Linked DNA regions of Homo sapiens: region 2 is linked to region 1. A link is a loop called in an ENCODE intact Hi-C map of the cell type or tissue named here. Cell type or tissue: dorsolateral prefrontal cortex. All regions are shown on one strand. Links, peaks and the distances in the headings refer to the core of each region. The heading gives the core; the rest is flanking DNA. Region 1 has its middle 37 kb from the start of ARHGEF10L. Region 2 overlaps ARHGEF10L (Rho guanine nucleotide exchange factor 10 like).

What was found. Peaks named below come from ENCODE experiments on the same cell type or tissue, not always from the same donor. Only the 100,000 strongest peaks of a DNase experiment are listed, where the experiment ranks them.
Region 2: a loop joins it to region 1, with 3 times the contacts of the local background. A loop is called at or near these places in 5 of 110 quality-filtered maps.

The regions. Positions count from the first base shown.
Region 1 is chr1:17,500,955-17,503,859 of GRCh38, reverse strand. No RefSeq gene overlaps it. Among named protein-coding and RNA genes, the nearest start is that of ARHGEF10L, 37 kb to the left of the region's middle. In dorsolateral prefrontal cortex, for the core only: CTCF peaks have their summits at 1,153 and 1,355 (motif pointing left); a DNase peak (open chromatin) is centred at 1,359; H3K27ac peaks cover 729 bases.
Region 2 is chr1:17,656,021-17,658,925 of GRCh38, reverse strand. ARHGEF10L (Rho guanine nucleotide exchange factor 10 like) reads right to left here. Exons shown (of 29, transcript NM_018125.4): 24 at 2,824-2,905; 25 at 2,218-2,372. Among named protein-coding and RNA genes, the nearest start is that of LINC02810, 60 kb to the left of the region's middle. In dorsolateral prefrontal cortex, for the core only: no CTCF peak of the experiment used is centred there; no DNase peak of the experiment used is centred there.

The sequences.
Region 1 (2,905 bases), core at 145-2,644:
GAGACTACTATCATATAGCGTTACCTGTTTCACAGATAAAGAAATTGAGGCGGCCGGGCGCGGTGGCTCACGCCTGTAATCCCAGCACTTTGGGAGGCCGAGGCGGGTGGATCACGAGGTCAGGAGATCGAGACCATCCTGACTAACACAGTGAAACCCCGTCTCTACTAAAAATGCAAAAAAATTAGCCAGGCGTGGTGGCAGGCGCCTGTAGTCCCAGCTACTAGGGAGGCTGAGGCAGGAGAATGGCATGAACCTGGGAGTCAGAGCTTGCAGTGAGCGGAGATCATGCCACTGCACTCCAGCCTGGGCAACAAAGCAAGACTCCATCTCAAAAAAAAAAAAAAAAAGAAAAGAAATTGAGGCTCACAGAGTATGCAAATGGACCATGACCATTTCACTATAATTGGCCATATCAGTTAATTGTTGCTGCATAATAAACTAATCTAAATGGAATGACTTATAAAATGATAAGCCTCTATTACAGTTCAGGATCTGCAGGTTCGCCGTGTGGTTTTGCTGGCCAGGGTTGAGCTAGGTTGAACTCAACTGGACTTGGCTTTCTCAGGAGTCTGCTGTCAGCTGGCAGGCCTGATGGGGACAGGCTGGTCTAGGATGGCCTTGCTTGGGACACTCTCCTCCTCATGGTCTCTCATCCCCCTGCACTCTAACCCAGGCTCATATCACACCAAGGTCCGAGAGAGAGAATGTGGAAGTGGGCAAGACCTCTTGAGGGCCTGGCTTGGAAGCCACAAGTCCTCACTTCCATCACTTCGTATTGGTCCAAAAGAAGTGGAAAAATATGCCTCAACAATGGGAGAAATGAAGCATGGTGGCTATTTTTGACACGCACACAGTGGTTGGCTCAGGACTGGAACACAGACCCGTCACTTCACTATTATGTCATCCTGACCCTACTTCCAGCTCAAATTGCCAACAGGCACCTTGTTGAGGATGGAACTTGCACTTCTTCCCTTTCCAGCTCAGGCCCATAAACATTCTTCTGAGGATGAGTTACCCCACGGAGAGCTTCAGAGGCACAACTTTTTTACTTATTTATACCTATTTGCCTGGCCACCCATGCATTTATGAGATTCCTATTGCAGGAATTAAATTCACAGCACAGGCAGCTGGGGCACAGGCAAGACATCACAGAAAGGAAAGCAAGTACGAGGAGGCCTTGGATCACATGGCTTGGCAGGGGCCCAGTCCCCAAGGGCCCAGTCATGAGTATCATGGATCATTCCCATTTATAATGCTGTCCTCACGAAACCATCTCCGCAGAAATCGGTCGAAGAAGGCAGCAGCTGCAGCCCCAAGGACTGGGAAACCACAGAGGGTTCTTCGATGCGCATGGCGCCCCCTGGCGTCGTGCACTGAGCAGCACCTCCAGGACTGCGGGGACTGTATGAAGGGCATGATCCTGTGCCCCTTACCCCGCCCCATAGGCAGCCTCTGGGCTTGCAGGTGTGGACCTTGAACCAGTCACTCAGTGTTCTGGAGCCTCAGTTTTCTTGTCCACTAATCAGGATTATGATGCTACCTCTCATCCTGGCTCCGAGGAATCAATGAAATAAAAGGTTAGAGCCTGGTGGTGGCCACAGAGCATCTTTTCCTCCATCCAGAGGTCAGTAGCTCCACCTCCCCAATCAGAAACAGAAACATAGCCAGGTGCGGTGGCTCACGCCTGTAATCCCAGCACTTTGGGAGGCTGAGGCAGGAGGATCACAAGGTCAGGAGTTCGAGACCAGCCTGACCAACATGGTGAAACCCTGTCTCTACTAAAAATACAAAAATTAGCCAGGCATGGTGGTGGGAGCCTGTAATCCCAGCTACTTGAGAGGCTGAGGCAGGAGAATCGCTTGAACCCAGGAGGTGGAGGTTACAGTGAGCCGAGATCGTGCCACTGCACTCCAGCCTGGGCAACAGAGCAAGACTGTGTCTCCAAAAAAAAAAAAAAAAAGAGGAAGAAAGAAACAGAAATATGAATGCCAACCAATGTGGAACTCAGGGTCAACCCTCACCATTAGTCTCAGGGTGCTCACCTGGACAATATACTCTTGTATTGCTCAAGTAAAAATCACATAGAAACCCTGCAGGAGATAAAAGATTTCTTTGTTTTGTGTGTGTGTGTGTGTGTTGTGTGTGTGTGTGTGTGTGTGTGTTTGAGACAAAGTCCCTTTGTCACCCAGGCTACCCAGGCTGGAGTGCAGTGGCGTGATCTCAGCTCACTGCAACCTCCACCTCTCAGGTTCAAGCAATTCTCCTGCCTCAGCCTCGATCCACCTGCCTCGGCCTCCCAAAGTGCTAGGATTACAGGCATGAGCCACTGAGCCCAGCTGAGAAGATTTCTTTTCCTCACCCATCACTAGGTTCTTGGCTGAGCCACCTGTAACAAAAAACAAATTAAGAGAAAAGCATAGTGATGTGTTTAATATAAGTCCTACATGCCACGGGAGGCTTCAAAAATGAAAACCAAAAGAAACAGGGAAACTTCCCAGCTAGAGCAATCAGGCAAGAGAAAGAAAGAAAGAGCATCCAAATTGGAAAAGAAGAAGTCTAGCTCTGTTTGCCGATGATATAATCACCCACCTACAAAACCCTAAAGACTCCTCCAAAAGACTTCTAGATTTGTAAACTAATTCAGTAAAGTCTCAGGTTACAAAATAAATGTACACAAATCAATAGCACTGCTATACACCAACAACGACCAAGCTGAGAATCAACTCAAGAATTCTATCCCTTCTACAATAGCTGTAAAAACAAAGTAAAATACCTAACAAAATATTCTTTTTTTTTTTTTTAATAAAGATAGGGGTCTCACTATGTTGACCAGGCTGGTCTCGAACTCCTGGCCTCGAGTGATCCTCCCATCTCACCTCCGAAAGTGCTGGGATTACAGGCA
Region 2 (2,905 bases), core at 244-2,743, 150 kb before region 1:
CCTCTACCAAGAACACCATTCCCCCAACTCTCCACTTGCCTGGCTTCTTAAGATCTCAGCCCCAGGATCCCCCTCCTCAGGGAGGCCTTTGCAGCACAGCTTGCCCCACACTTGGGCAGTGAGGCTCTCACACAACACTCTTTCCTTTCCGTCGGAGCCCTCGGCATCATGTACAGTCTTATACTTCTGCTTGTTTACTAACCGATTCCCTCTCCCTCTATAGACTGTAAGCTCCATGAGAGCAGGCGGCCTGTCCATTTTGCTCACCACTGTGTCCATGGCATATAGTACGTGCTCAGTAAGCGTTTGGTACACACATGTTTGCAAGGCAGGAAAGCTGGTAGAACATCTCAGCCTTCAGACCCCATGTCCTCCACTCTACCTGGACAAGCCAAAGCCCCCTCACATCTGCAGAGAGCTCAGCCTGGGAGGCAGGGTACTGGGTGCAGGTTCAGCTCAGTCAGGGGGCTCTGGACAGTCTGCTCCCATCCAGAAAATGAGGGCGTGGGGTTCAATGGTCCCAGTGGCTCTTTTGGTCCTGACTAACAGGCTCCAACCCCAGACTAGAAGCCAATGGGTGGACCCCAAACCCCATGTTTTGGGGTAAACTGTGCCTCCTCATCTGTATGTTGAGGTCCCAGCCCCCAGTACCTCAGAATATGACCTCCTTGGGAAGTAAGGTCATTGCAGATGTAATTAGTTAAGATGAGTTCATACTGGAGAGGGACAGGTCCCTAATCCAATATGACTTGTGTCCTCATAAAAAAGTGAAATTTGCACACAGACACACAGCCAGGGAAAACACCATGCAGAGGCTGGAGTTCTGCTGCCACAGGCAAGGAAACACCTGAAGCAGCTGGGAGTAAGGCCCTTCCCTAGTGCCTTCTGAGGGCACATGACCCATCCAAACACGGACCCCAGGCTTCCAGCCTCTAGGATATGCGACGCTACATGTCTGCCATTTGTGGTCCTTGTCAGGGCAGCCTCACCTCCTTCCAACCCAGGTGCCCAAACTGGTGAATCGAGCAGTAAGAGGGAATGGGCCAAAGCCAACCCAAGCTGGGGACCAGAGCGCCAGGGTGGCACAGGCCGGGCTCACAGTGTTCCGTGGGAGCCGGTTGGGAGTGGTCGCTCTAGAACTCCCCATGAGTCTCCGCAGATCTGAGCCCATATTTACATTCACATGCACGCTCTGTCTGACGGTGAGAAGGGTTTTTTCCCTCCCTCTTCCCCCTTTAATTAAAAACTATAAATGCCTTATCAAAAGCTAATTAAAAATACCAACACAGTGCCAAGTGGCAAAAAAAAAAAAATTAGCTCAGTACAAATATCCGTTTATAACCCTGTAACAGGCTGTGATGACGCGGCAATCACAGCCTGGCTGGCGGAAAAGGCAGGGGAGAAGAGACGCTGCGGGCCCTTCAGGCTCCTCTGCCCCTTCCAGGGGACTGGGGGCTGGCTACACTCTCTACTCAGCCCCCTTCATCAAATCGGGGCTGAACAAGCCCAGAGGATGGGGACCACAGCACTCCACATGGCTGGGGAGAAGGTGCGTCTGGTCTCCAGTCAGCATCATCTCAGTAAAGCAAAGGAAATTCTCAAGGGGTGCATGAGAATTAAGATAACACACACGCATTAAGCACTTTACCCCTGCCCTGGAGCACAGCAGTCCAAACACGGTTAGCCCTGCCCTCCTGCCCTCCTGACATCGTAACCTGTGCTAGGGATGGCTCAATAAAACAACCCAGATGGAAATACTTGACTCCACTGAGCCCTTGGCCTGGCCCTGTGCTTTGCCCTCATGGAGTTGTCTAACCCTCCAGGACCCATGAGTGGTGGGCACTGCCCTTATTCTCATGAAGAGTCCCAGGCACCAAAGAAGGGAGGCCACGCAACAAGGGATACAGCTGTCATCGGGCAAAGCCTGAACGGGAAGCCAGGTCTCTCCAACCTGCGAGTACCTCTCTTATCCACTACAGTCTCCTGTCAACAGGTTCCACTGCCCACATGGTAGTGAGCACCCTATTCCAGCAGGTATTCACATATGGGGGACCACCCATTGAACCCCAGCGGGGCTCACGGATCTCCAAATGCCCTCAGCACTGAGATTTCCCAATTCATTCCTGCCCAGCCTCCTGTATCCTCTCTTGGTAGAGAATCTGGCACCCAGCTGGCATCCAGGACTGCCCCCCTTCCCCCATTCCCCCCAGTCCTCACCGCTGGTCCGAGGGTAAGCAGCAAGGGTCCCATCCTGCAGGCCAGCGAGCAGGTGGAAGGGGCTGTGTCGCAGGCAGAGCACAGGCTGCAGACCTGGGCTCCTGCAGCTCACCAGGCACTGGGTGCCAGTGTCCACACTGCTGTAGAGGAGGATGCTGCGGGGAGAGGTTGGAGAAGCGGTCATGACACACTGAGCACTCCCACCCACTCACTGCCCCCATGCCCTCCTAGGGAGAGGGCCCCAGGGAGCTGACCCCTCTCAGCCACGCCTTTCGGCTGTGTGGCCAGGCCATAGCTCCACCATGCGGGAGCTCACTTTTCCATGGTTTTCTGGGACGGTACCCTCCCTGACACCTCTGTCACGAAGAGGACTCAGGGAGGCAAAAGAGCCAGCCATTCTGCCTGGGAGGAGCCAGGCAACTGCACTGCAGGCCGCTCCCGACACTTTGGCTCCCACACTGGGCAGCTCTGGTGCCCACCTTCCTGGAGACCAGGGGCAGAGAATGTTGGTGGGCAACAGGCAGATCCGGAAGGCTACAGGGACAGCCCCCACCCACTGCCCAGCCCTGCAGAGGCTGCTCTCACCCCTCCTTCCGGGCCCCTCACCTGCCATCCTGGAGCCCGAGGCAGATGGTTGGATGCACCGTGGCCGAGGGGTCAGCAACTGTCGGGCTCTCGTCTCTGCTCT